3 separate regions of the Homo sapiens genome follow, and all the other regions are linked to region 1. A link is a contact called in ENCODE Hi-C data. All regions are on one chromosome and are shown on one strand. The core of a region is the stretch at or near the end of the contact, and the rest is flanking DNA. Distances in the headings are between cores, read along the strand shown. Region 1 holds the start of SLC39A3 (solute carrier family 39 member 3). Region 2 holds the start of S1PR4 (sphingosine-1-phosphate receptor 4). Region 3 has its middle 6.7 kb from the start of TLE2.

Region 1 (3,865 bases), core at 658-3,157:
AATCGCTTGAACCCAGGAGGCAGAGGTTGCAGTGAGCCAAGATGGCACCACCGCACTCCAGGCTGGGCAACAAGAGCAAAACTCCATCTCAAAAAAAAAAAAAAAAAAAAACTAAATAAAATACAAAATTCCGCTCCTCAGTCTCCCTGGCCATATTTCAAGCGCTCAGTAGTCACACAAGCCTACTTGACTTCTGTGGTTACCGTATTTGACAGCAAAGGGAACACTCTCATCACTGCAGAACATGCTATTGGATGGTGGTGGTCCATGGCTTCCCCATGCCCCGAAATAAAGTCTAAACTCTGTACCCTGAGGCTGAAGCTCTGCATGACAAGCTCCTGCCTCGCCTCGGCCCTCACTGGTCCTTTCTGTGCCAAGCTTGCTCGTGCCTCAGGACCTCTGCATGGGTTCTCCTCTCTCCACCTGGAACACTGCTCTCTTTCCCCTGACCTTCCAGCGAGGCCTCCTTCTTCTTTCTTGCTTCTCTGCATCCAGGACCCCTCAAAAGGGCCTCCCTCGGTTGGGAGTGGTGGCTCACACCTGTAATCTCAGCACTTTGGGAGGCTGAGGTGGGCAGATCACCTGAGGTCGAGAGTTCGAGACCAGCACCTGAGGTCGAGAGTTCAAGACCAGCCTGGCCAACACAGTGAAACACTGTCTCTACTAAAAATACAAAAATTAGCTGGGTGTGGTAGTGGGCACCTGTAATCCCAGCTACTTGGGAGGCTGAGGCAGGAGAATCACTTGAACCCAGGAGGTGGAGGTTGCAGTGAGCCAAGATCAAGCCATTGCACTCCAGCCTGGGTGACAGAGTAAGACTCTGTCTCAAAAAAAAAAAAAATTAGCTGGGCATGGTGGTACGTGCCTGTAATCCCAGTTACTCGGGAGGCTGAGGCAGGAGAATTGCTTCAACCCAGGAGGTGGAGCTTGCAGTGAGCCGAGATCGCGCCATTGTACTCCAGCCTGGGCTGCAGAGCAAGACTCCGTCTCAAAAAAAAAAAAAAAAAAAAAAAAAGGGCCTCCCTCTCTGCCCCTGGCTGACTCCTGCCCTAAACCATATCCCTGTACCCGCCGGAAGGCCTGCTGCAGAACAGATACTCAAAAACCGCTGGCTGAACACATGGACGAGGGGAAGCGTGTGGCCACTGATAAGGGCCGCATTTTACCTGATGCAATGGGCCAAAGTGAAGTCGGTTTCACCCTGGACCCCAAAATGTCACCGTTCTTAGGAGGAATCTCAGCTCCTCCCCTGTCCTTGAGTTTTCCCCAACTGGGTTTTCTCCCCCACCATCAGCCCCAAGCGCCTCATGGCCCCGCTACCTCACTGCATTCAGGTCTTCGGGTCACTGCTCAGATGTCTCCACTCAGAGCTCTCCCCGCCCCCTTCCCTGGTGTTATTTTCTTTTATTTTGTGCTACAGAGGGAGCTAGGAATTACATTATTTTAAGTCATTTAAAGTCGTCCCTCCCCCCCGGCGGTGAGCTGGGCGGGACCAGGCTGTCTGTCTTGCTCAGGGCCAGCTGCACCCAGCGCAGAGCCACCCAGGCACACAGTAGGCGCCCAATAAAGACCTGTCCGGCATCTGGATACCTCAGTCTGTACAGTGAAGGTGAGGGTGGCCTGCACGCTCTCAAACCGGAGGCTGCTCGGGCCGGGATGAGGAGGGCACGGGCTCATTCATTCAATCAGCACTTATTGAGCGCCTTCTGTGTGCCTCGCGCTACCGGGCACCGGAGACGGGCCTCGGCTAACGTGCGGGTAGAGTCCAACAGACCCCCGGCCGCTCAGCGCCGCCCCGCCCCGCCGCCCCAGGTCCTCTCTCTGCCCGCACCTACCTCCCGGGGGCCCCTCGTCCGCCGACTGGCGCCGCTGCACGCCCAACGGCCGCGCAGTCTCGACCCCACAGACGCGGCCCGGAGAGGCCCCGCTCGGCGCGGCTGGTCCACGCCCCGCCCACGCCCCTGCCCATTGGCCTCCCCGAGACCCGCTGGCAGAACTTTCCATACTATTGGCTGCGAAACCTGCCACTCATATGCGACTCCACCTCTCCTACCGGCACAGGAAAGGGGTTTCCTCCCGCTGAGCGGCGGGCGCAGCCACCAAGCGGCCCCGGCGGGAAACCCGGATTGGCGAGGAACGGTTCCGGCAGGGTTGGGTTTCCAGAGCTGTCCAGGGGCGCCTGGTGCTGAATCCCGCTTGGAAAGAGGCTTGGAGGTGGATGGGAAGGGATTTCCAACGGAGGCGGCTCCTCTCTCAGCGTCCTCGCTGCTGATCCCCTTACCGACGGCTGAAGAAGCAGATTCATCCCTTCAACAAATCTCTGTTGATAGGCAGGAGGAGTAAGTCCAAGAGATCGACTGTACATCATGGTGGCTACAGCTCGTAACAATGCATTGCATACTGCAAAATTGCTAAGAAAGTAGATGTTACATGTTCAAACCATGAAAAAATAAGTATAGGAGGTAACGCGTAAGTTAAAAACCAAATCTTGGCAGGGCGCAGTGGCTCACACTTGTAATCTCAGCACTTTAAGAGACCGAGGCGGGAGGATCGCTTGAGTCCAGGAGTTCAAGGCCAGCCTGGGCAGCATAGTGAGACCCCATCTCTAAAAAAAAAAAAAAGGTTTTTTTTGAGACAGAGTCTCGCTCTTGTCACTCAGGCTGGAGTGCAATGGCGCGATCTTGGCTCACTGCAACTTCCGACTCCCGTGTTCAAGCGATTCTCCTGCCTCAGCCTCCCGAGTAGCTGGGATTATAGGCGTGTGCCACTATGCCGGCTAATTTTTGTGTTTTTAGTAGAGACGGGGTTTCACCATGTTGGCCAGGCTGGTCTTGAACTCCTGACCTCAGGTGATCCTCTTACCTTGGCCTCCCAAAGTGCTGGGATTACAGGCATGAGCCACTGCGCTTGGCCTGATGACTTGATTCTAACAAATAGAAAATGGCAAATGAATGGGATGTCATTCTGCGATTAGGCTATGAGAGATTGTGACTTCTGTTTTGCCAGCAGAGCCTGTCTCTCGCCTTCTCAGCCTACGTGTCTTGACAAAGCAAGCTAAGATGCTGGAGAGATCCAGAGGGAAAGGAACTGAGGGTGTCCTCCAGCCAACAGTCAGCAAGGCAATGAGACCCTCAGCACAAGCGTCCATAAGGAACCAAATGCTACCAACAGCCATGAACGTGATCATGGAAGAGGGTCCTGCCCCAGTTGAGCCTTTGGATGACTGCTTCACTTCAATTGCAGCCTTTGAAACACCCTAAAACAGGGCTGCATGTGGTAGCTCATGCCTATAATCCCAGCACTTTGGAAGGCCGAGGTAGGCAGGTCACTTAAAGTCAGGAGTTTGAGACTAGCCTGGCCAACACGGCAAAACCCCATCTCTACTAAAAATACCAAAATTAGCCAGGCATGGTGGCGGGCACCTGTAGTCCCAGCTACTAAGGAGGCTGAGGCATCAGAATCACTTGGACCCAGGAGGCAGAGGTGACAGCGAGCTGAAATCATTACCATTACACTCCAGCCTGGGCAACAGAGTGAGACCCTGTCTCAAAAGAAAAAAAAAGAAGAAGAAGAAGAAGAAAGAAAGAAAAACAAAGACCCTGAAAACAGAAGACCCATATGAACTGCATCTGAATTCCTCACCCACAGAAACTGAGATAACACATGCTGTTCTAGCCACTTAGTTTTGTGTTTGTTTGCTTGTATTTTGAGACAGGGTCCTGCCCCATCACCCAGGCTGGAGTGCAGTGGTGCAATCACAGCTCACTGCAGCCATGACCTCCTGGGCTCAAGCAGTCCTCCCACCTCAGCCTCCCGAGTAGCTGGGAGCATGTGCCACCATGCCCAGCTAATTTTTTACCTAATG
Region 2 (3,865 bases), core at 1-2,500, 440 kb after region 1:
GAATCCCAAAATGGGCGCCTGGCCCCGAGACCCTACCAGCTTGTCCCTGGGGGTCTCTCTCCCTGGACCTGTGTGTCCTCCCATGGGCAGAAAGTTGGCCTCAGGCCGCCTTTGTGGGCCTCAGTTTTCCCTTCTGTAACGCATCAGGCTCTCTGGGCCTCAGTTTCCCCTTCTGCAACGCATCGGGCTCTCTGGGCCTCAGTTTCCCCTTCTGCAACGCATCGGGCTCTCTGGGCCTCAGTTTCCCCTTCTGCAACGCATCGGGCTCTCTGGGCCTCAGTTTCCCCTTCTGCAACGCCTCGGGCTCTCTGGGCCTCAGTTTCCCCTTCTGCAACGCATCGGGCTCTCTGGGCCTCAGTTTCCCCTTCTGCAACGCCTCGGGCTCTCTGGGCCTCAGTTTCCCCTTCTGCAACGCCTCGGGCTCTCTGGGCCTCAGTTTCCCCTTCTGCAACGCATCGGGCTCTCTGGGCCTCAGTTTCCCCTTCTGCAACGCATCGGGCTCTCTGGGCCTCAGTTTCCCCTTCTGCAACGCATCGGGCTCTCTGGGCCTCAGTTTCCCCTTCTGCAACGCCTCGGGCTCTCTGGGCCTCAGTTTCCCCTTCTGCAACGCCTCGGGCTCTCTGGGCCTCAGTTTCCCCTTCTGCAACGCATCGGGCTCTCTGGGCCTCAGTTTCCCCTTCTGCAACGCATCGGGCTCTCTGGGCCTCAGTTTCCCCTTCTGCAACGCACCGGGCTCTCTGGGCCTCAGTTTCCTCTTCTGTAACGCATCAGGCCCTGTTTCGGGGATCAAGTCGGATGAGTCAGTGCTCAAGGGCATGCAGGCACTTGACATTTATTAGGCACCTGCTGTGTGCTGAGCGCCGGTGGAGCATGTGGGGAGACCTCAGTGGAGCCGACGGGTGCTTCGGGGGTGATCAGGGCTGGTGGGGAGGAGTCGTCCGGCTGGAAAGGGGTGGCCCATCCCGAGTGGGGACTCATTTCCCCTCCGTGACTGACGGCTCCGGGGCTCCCTGCGGGTCTCCGGCTTTCGAGGACAGGAAGAAGGCAGCCAGGGCAGGGGTGGGGGTCCTCACAGCCAGGGCAGCCCCAGCGCGTTGGCTCCAGGAGCCCGGGTGGGGGCCGACCGTTGGGGTGCCCCTCCCTGTCCTCGGCCTTACCTCCACCCTGGAGGGCACCTTGAACATAACAGGAAATTTCAAATAACAGGAAACCAAGACCAGCAAGGCGGGTGGCTCCACCCTGCGTCGGGCCTCAGTCAGCCCCCGGGGGAGGCCATGAACGCCACGGGGACCCCGGTGGCCCCCGAGTCCTGCCAACAGCTGGCGGCCGGCGGGCACAGCCGGCTCATTGTTCTGCACTACAACCACTCGGGCCGGCTGGCCGGGCGCGGGGGGCCGGAGGATGGCGGCCTGGGGGCCCTGCGGGGGCTGTCGGTGGCCGCCAGCTGCCTGGTGGTGCTGGAGAACTTGCTGGTGCTGGCGGCCATCACCAGCCACATGCGGTCGCGACGCTGGGTCTACTATTGCCTGGTGAACATCACGCTGAGTGACCTGCTCACGGGCGCGGCCTACCTGGCCAACGTGCTGCTGTCGGGGGCCCGCACCTTCCGTCTGGCGCCCGCCCAGTGGTTCCTACGGGAGGGCCTGCTCTTCACCGCCCTGGCCGCCTCCACCTTCAGCCTGCTCTTCACTGCAGGGGAGCGCTTTGCCACCATGGTGCGGCCGGTGGCCGAGAGCGGGGCCACCAAGACCAGCCGCGTCTACGGCTTCATCGGCCTCTGCTGGCTGCTGGCCGCGCTGCTGGGGATGCTGCCTTTGCTGGGCTGGAACTGCCTGTGCGCCTTTGACCGCTGCTCCAGCCTTCTGCCCCTCTACTCCAAGCGCTACATCCTCTTCTGCCTGGTGATCTTCGCCGGCGTCCTGGCCACCATCATGGGCCTCTATGGGGCCATCTTCCGCCTGGTGCAGGCCAGCGGGCAGAAGGCCCCACGCCCAGCGGCCCGCCGCAAGGCCCGCCGCCTGCTGAAGACGGTGCTGATGATCCTGCTGGCCTTCCTGGTGTGCTGGGGCCCACTCTTCGGGCTGCTGCTGGCCGACGTCTTTGGCTCCAACCTCTGGGCCCAGGAGTACCTGCGGGGCATGGACTGGATCCTGGCCCTGGCCGTCCTCAACTCGGCGGTCAACCCCATCATCTACTCCTTCCGCAGCAGGGAGGTGTGCAGAGCCGTGCTCAGCTTCCTCTGCTGCGGGTGTCTCCGGCTGGGCATGCGAGGGCCCGGGGACTGCCTGGCCCGGGCCGTCGAGGCTCACTCCGGAGCTTCCACCACCGACAGCTCTCTGAGGCCAAGGGACAGCTTTCGCGGCTCCCGCTCGCTCAGCTTTCGGATGCGGGAGCCCCTGTCCAGCATCTCCAGCGTGCGGAGCATCTGAAGTTGCAGTCTTGCGTGTGGATGGTGCAGCCACCGGGTGCGTGCCAGGCAGGCCCTCCTGGGGTACAGGAAGCTGTGTGCACGCAGCCTCGCCTGTATGGGGAGCAGGGAACGGGACAGGCCCCCATGGTCTTCCCGGTGGCCTCTCGGGGCTTCTGACGCCAAATGGGCTTCCCATGGTCACCCTGGACAAGGAGGCAACCACCCCACCTCCCCGTAGGAGCAGAGAGCACCCTGGTGTGGGGGCGAGTGGGTTCCCCACAACCCCGCTTCTGTGTGATTCTGGGGAAGTCCCGGCCCCTCTCTGGGCCTCAGTAGGGCTCCCAGGCTGCAAGGGGTGGACTGTGGGATGCATGCCCTGGCAACATTGAAGTTCGATCATGGTACGTGATGTTGCGGCCTCTTATTCCCTGGTGCGTGCATGCGTGGGGGCCGTGGCTCAGGGGGGCTGTGGATCTAGGGGCAGCCGGGTGTGTCTTTGCTAGAGAGGGCCACGGGCCAGTGCCCTGTGAGGGTGGAGTGTGTGTGTGTGTGTGTGTGTGTGTGTGTGTGTGTGGACAACCTCTGGGCGTTGCGGGAAGTGGGGGTGACAATGACAGTTAATGCCGCCTCTTCTTGTTCACTTCCCCTTTAGAAATGGCAGGGCCCATGCCCCATCTCTGGCCTCTGCATCTTTTGGGGACCCACTCTCTGGGGCTGGCAGAGGCACCACCTTGGCTTCCTGGGCTGGGGGAATCTTCCCTCACATCCCCTTCAGCATGAACGGCCTCGGCTTTCCCGGTGGGTAAAACAGTTTAATCACTGAAGCCGAAGCACAGGGTTGATTGTACACGCTCCCCGCCAGCCACAGGGGCTGACAACTGCCTGCCCCGTGAAACTCCAGTGGAGACGTTTCAGCTCCACACCATTCAGTATGGGAGACGCCAGCCCCACGGGGCTACGGTGCAAGCAGATAACTGAATTTCGAAGTGTAGGTTGTGTTTAATTTGAATCTGTTTATATTTCGGTAGCCCCATGGGGCGGGTGGCCACAGTTTCAGTGCAGATGTAAATCCGGAAGCCTCCAGCACCTGCAGCTCATAGACAGCTCTCGCCCACCTTCTCCCAGGACCAAGCCAGTCCCGTCCAGTCCAGTGTCTGAGCAGAGTCAGAATCCACACCACCCGCCGCCTGGGCTCAGAAAGTTCTGCTTTAAGTCATTATTTCTCCACTGTACGATGGGGAATGCGGTGTGTGGGGGCCATTTACCCACCAACACAGCAGCTGTGAGGCACACACGGCTATTGAAAATTCATGGAAATTGCTGGGTGTGGTGGCTCATGCCTGTAATCCCAGCACTTTGGGAGGCCGAGGCAGGAGGATTGCTTGAGTGCAGGAGTTCCAGACCAGCCTGGGCAACATAGCGAAACCACATCTCTACAAAAAAATCCTCCAAAAT
Region 3 (3,865 bases), core at 1,013-3,512, 300 kb after region 1:
ACCCAGCCCTGTGGGTCCAGCCACCAACTGGGCATCTCCCCTAGAGGTCCCCCAGATCTCAGACTCTTACCCCCTGCTCCTATCAGGGTTCCCACACACATCCCCCAGATACTCTAAACCAGAGCATCACCCTAGCCCTCTATTCCCAACACCTGGCCTGCAACCCTCCTCCGTTCTCCCCACCCCAGCAGCCCCCACCCTGACCAGGCCTTTGTCCTCTCTCCCATCTGGACCACAGCCACCTCCTCCCTCTGAGCAGCCTTTGTTTTTGGTGATCTTCAATTGGAGCCTGGCCCTCCTTCCCTCAAACCCTCCCCTGGCTCCCTATTGCCCTAGGGATAAATTTCCAGCTCTTCACCCTAGCACTGGAACCTCTGCAACCCTGCCCCAGCCAGCTTCACCTTCCTCCACCAGATCACACCACACCCCCAACCCCCTCCAGCCACCCTGGCCAGATCACCTAATTTGTGTCCTTTCTTTCCCACCTCTGAGCCTTTCCCTGCTTGTTATCTCTTCCTGGAATTCCCTCCCCCTCCTTTTATGCCTGGAGAAAGTCCATTTTTTTCAAGGCCCAACCCAAAAACTGTCTCCTGCAAAAGCCTTCTCCCCCAGCCTCCTGTCTTCTTCGCCTCCTGTCTTCTCCATACGCGCGTACACACACACACACACATACACACACTGGATATAAACTGCTTGGTGTTGGTGGATAAATGGATGTTTAGTCTACGAACACCTCCACATGCTGCAAGAGGCTGGATTCCTAGAGAAGATCCAGCCCTAGGCCTTCCAGGGAGGGGCTCCCAGAGCATCTGGTGGGGACAGAGGTACAGGGACACGTACCCTCCCAGGGTCACATAGGGTCAGTGTCAGCACAGGAGCGAGCTAAGGATGAAGGCAGAGCCGGGCGAGGAACAGGGGCATTGCCCGGTGAGTGAGCTGAGGCTCCCTAGAGCAGGGGATCTTTACCCAGCAGTCTTCAGATCCCTCTAACAGGCACACTGCACCGGGGAGGGTAAATACAGATTTGTGGATTGCCCGAGAAGCCACAAGACCACACACGCACACAGGAACACACCCCATCCCTTAGTGTGTGATCCGCCAGGAAGGAGGAGTTTTTGCTCTGGGCAGCAACATCCCCAACTTTGGGAGCAGCGGGTGGAATTTGGGGAGACTCTGCTGCCAGCAACTGTGTGCATACTGGGGAACCCTTGGCCGCCTGTGACTCCATAACTCCCCAAAATACCACATCCGGCCAGAGCAGGAAGCAGGGAAGCAACCTGCCAGGCGTGTTCCAACGTGGGTAGAGTCCCCAGCGACTTCATTTGCCACGCGGGACTTCACGGACCCCCTCTTTGCGCCTCAGTTTCCCCAGCTGCACCATCAGGGAAGAAGCTGCCAGAGGGGAAAAGGAGCTCAGCCGCCGATCTCCCCCTTCCCATTACAGAGAGGCTCAGCCCCTGGTTCCTGGCTAGGGTTTTACGTTGTGGATGTGGGTTTACGGAAAAAAAAAAAAGGGAAAAAGCTGAGAAGCTGCGCTGGGACCCCGGATTGCTCAGACCACCTTAAATCAGCCTGGCCGCCCCAGCTACTGTGGAAATTCCTTTCTCCGCGGTGGTTGGCTGGGGGCGCCAGCCAATCCGCTCGCGACGCTCCCACATGGGTCAGTGACGTCACATAGGAAACTGGCCAATGGGGATTAGGAGACCAGCAACCAATGGCAGGAGGCACTGGGATCAGTAGGGCCAATCGGAAGGCAGCTCGGCGCTCCCGGCGGGGTTTGGCGAGTGTGGCCCCCCTCCCTAGGAGAATCTGAGACCCTAGTGGACGCCCGAGCTCGACCGGATTGGAGGAGGGGGGGCTAAGGCTCCATTATTATCCAGAAACAGGGGAAAGCGAGTCACCCCCAAGCCTGGCCTATCTCCCCTTCAAAACAAGGGACCCTCGTGCAATATGCTACCAGCTAGCTGGCGGAGCAGAGGTTGCATCTTTCTCCCTATTTCACAGATAGGTAAACTGAAGCAAAGAGTAGTTAAGTCACGCTGGACGCCCGGCGAAGAGCTGAAGCTCTTACCCGAGCCTGGGGGCTCCAGGAACGGTCTCAGTTTTACCCCCAGGTGGGGGGGATGGGCCTATAGGTAGTCAGGGGTGGAGGGGGGTGGTGCTGGGCCTTGTGCCTCAGTTTCCCCGAGCGTGGAAGCTGGAGGAGAGCACGGGTTTTCAGAAAAAGACTACGATTCCCAGAAGCTCCCGCGCGGCTCCCGCCCAGGCTGTCAATCAAAGTAACGTGGGTACCTCTCCGGCCCGCGCTCTCCCGCCCGTCGCCTCCCTCCCGCCAGCTCCCGCTCCCTCCCTGCCGGCTCCCGGCCCGGCGCGGTATAATTACAGCCCATTGATCCGACCCGGGCCGGGAAAGCGGCTCCCTCGGGGAGGCCAAGCCTTTGGCTTCCGACACCGCCAACCTCTGCCTACCGCCCCCTCCAGCCGAACTGCCGGGCCACCAGCCAGGCCTGTCCCCTCCCGCTGGCCCCGGGCTCGCGGGTGACCTCTGAGCCTCAGCTCCCCGCCACGCTTGGCGGTGTGCCCCCCGGAAAAATCACACACACATTTCCTTCCACCCAGGAACATGAGGAGCCATCTCCCTAGAACCTCCAGGGCCTCTCTTTGAGCCTCAGTTTACCCAGATGCACAGTGAGATTGCTGGACAAAACTTTCATGAAACCCATACTCCGTGCTGTTCTGCCTGGGAGCAGCCAGGGCTGACCTTGGTGGAAACTCAAGGAGGGGCTCCCAAGTTTGGGAGGAGGGGGAGACAGCCCAGCTCTCTCAGAACCCCTGTGGTCGGGGTTGGGGTTAGGGAGGATCAGAGCTGGGGGTGGGAGTGGGGGCAGGCTCAGCCAGGATTTAGCGCCCCCATTGGGAAGTTGGGATAGCTTTCTAGATGTTGGGTGGTAGTATTTAATAGATGTTGGGGCAGGGCGTGGTGGCTCACGCCCGTAATCCCAGCACTTCAGGAGGCCGAGGCAGGCGGATCACCTGAGGCCAGGAGTTCGAGACCAGCCTGGCCAACATAGTGAAACCCGGTCTTTACTAAAAATACAAAAATTAGCCGGACATGGTGGCACGCTCCTGTAGTCCCAGCTACTCAGGAGACTGAGGCAGGAGAATTGCTTGAACCTGGGATGCAGAGGTTGCAGTGAGCCGAGTTCGCGCCACTGCACTCTAGCCTGGACAACAGAGTGAGACTCTGTCTCAAAAACAAAAACAAAAACAAAACAAAACAAAAAGATGTTGGGTTTCGGTATTTAAGCTAGGGTTTTGCAGAATGCATAGGAGTTGCCTCATTTGAGCAGTGCCTTTAGATTACCCTAACCCTAAGTGGACAGAAGAAAGATGGGGCAGCCTTAAGCCCTTTCCTGTGACAGAGTGAGCCTTGGGCTCTGACCCCTAGCTTTGCTGTGTGGATCTGGGAACATCCCCCAGCTGTGAAGTGTCGGGGAGGTAGATACCCCCTAGGGTTAGAAGGCCCCTGTGCCTACTTTCGCATGGGTCCTGAAGTCACAGTGGGTTCTGACCAGCAGGAGTCAGGGCCTGGGAGCCCGTGGTAGGAGGCACTAGGATTGGCTGAGGGGCTCAGGAACTCCAGCCTCTCCCTGAGTAAGAACTGGGCGGCTGGGGGAGAAGTCCCAGAGTGACAACGGCTCAGTGCCAGGCACGTTTACTCTGCTTGGGTTTCCTTGTCTGGAACACAAGATTAATAATAGAATCTTCAAATAAGGCCTATAAAGTACTTACAATAATGCATAGTAGGCCGGGTGCAGTGGCTCACACCTGTGATCCCAGCACTTAGTTGGGCCAAGATGGGTGG

Evidence for each region. A loop is a pair of places that touch in the nucleus more often than their neighbours do. Pooled maps may share reads with other maps.
Region 2: a loop to region 1 is called in a pooled map, with 6 times the contacts of the local background. The contact joins the promoter of S1PR4 here to the promoter of SLC39A3 in region 1. A Hi-C loop is called at or near these places in 10 of 50 pooled maps.
Region 3: a loop to region 1 is called in a pooled map, with 6 times the contacts of the local background. The contact joins the enhancer-like site here to the promoter of SLC39A3 in region 1. A Hi-C loop is called at or near these places in 4 of 50 pooled maps.

The regions. Positions count from the first base shown.
Region 1 is chr19:2,738,110-2,741,974 of GRCh38, forward strand. SLC39A3 (solute carrier family 39 member 3) reads right to left here and starts at 1,908. Exons shown (of 3, transcript NM_144564.5): 1 at 1,836-1,908. RefSeq lists silencers at 1,004-1,271, 1,680-2,079 and enhancers at 1,390-1,439, 2,140-2,189.
Region 2 is chr19:3,177,519-3,181,383 of GRCh38, forward strand. It overlaps S1PR4 (sphingosine-1-phosphate receptor 4), which reads left to right and starts at 1,251. Exons shown (of 1, transcript NM_003775.4): 1 at 1,251-2,814. The coding sequence starts at 1,275. The coding sequence ends at 2,429. RefSeq lists enhancers at 1-115, 1,699-2,348, 2,389-2,568, 2,609-2,838, 3,449-3,498 and a silencer at 919-1,468.
Region 3 is chr19:3,034,034-3,037,898 of GRCh38, forward strand. It overlaps a transcript of TLE2 not described here. Among named protein-coding and RNA genes, the nearest start is that of TLE2, 6.7 kb to the left of the region's middle. RefSeq lists an enhancer at 1,238-1,437 and silencers at 1,578-1,747, 2,408-2,467. Within about 2 kb of position 2,263, at least 38 of the 41 ENCODE cell types and tissues checked have a DNase peak (open chromatin) inside an H3K27ac peak, as active enhancers do.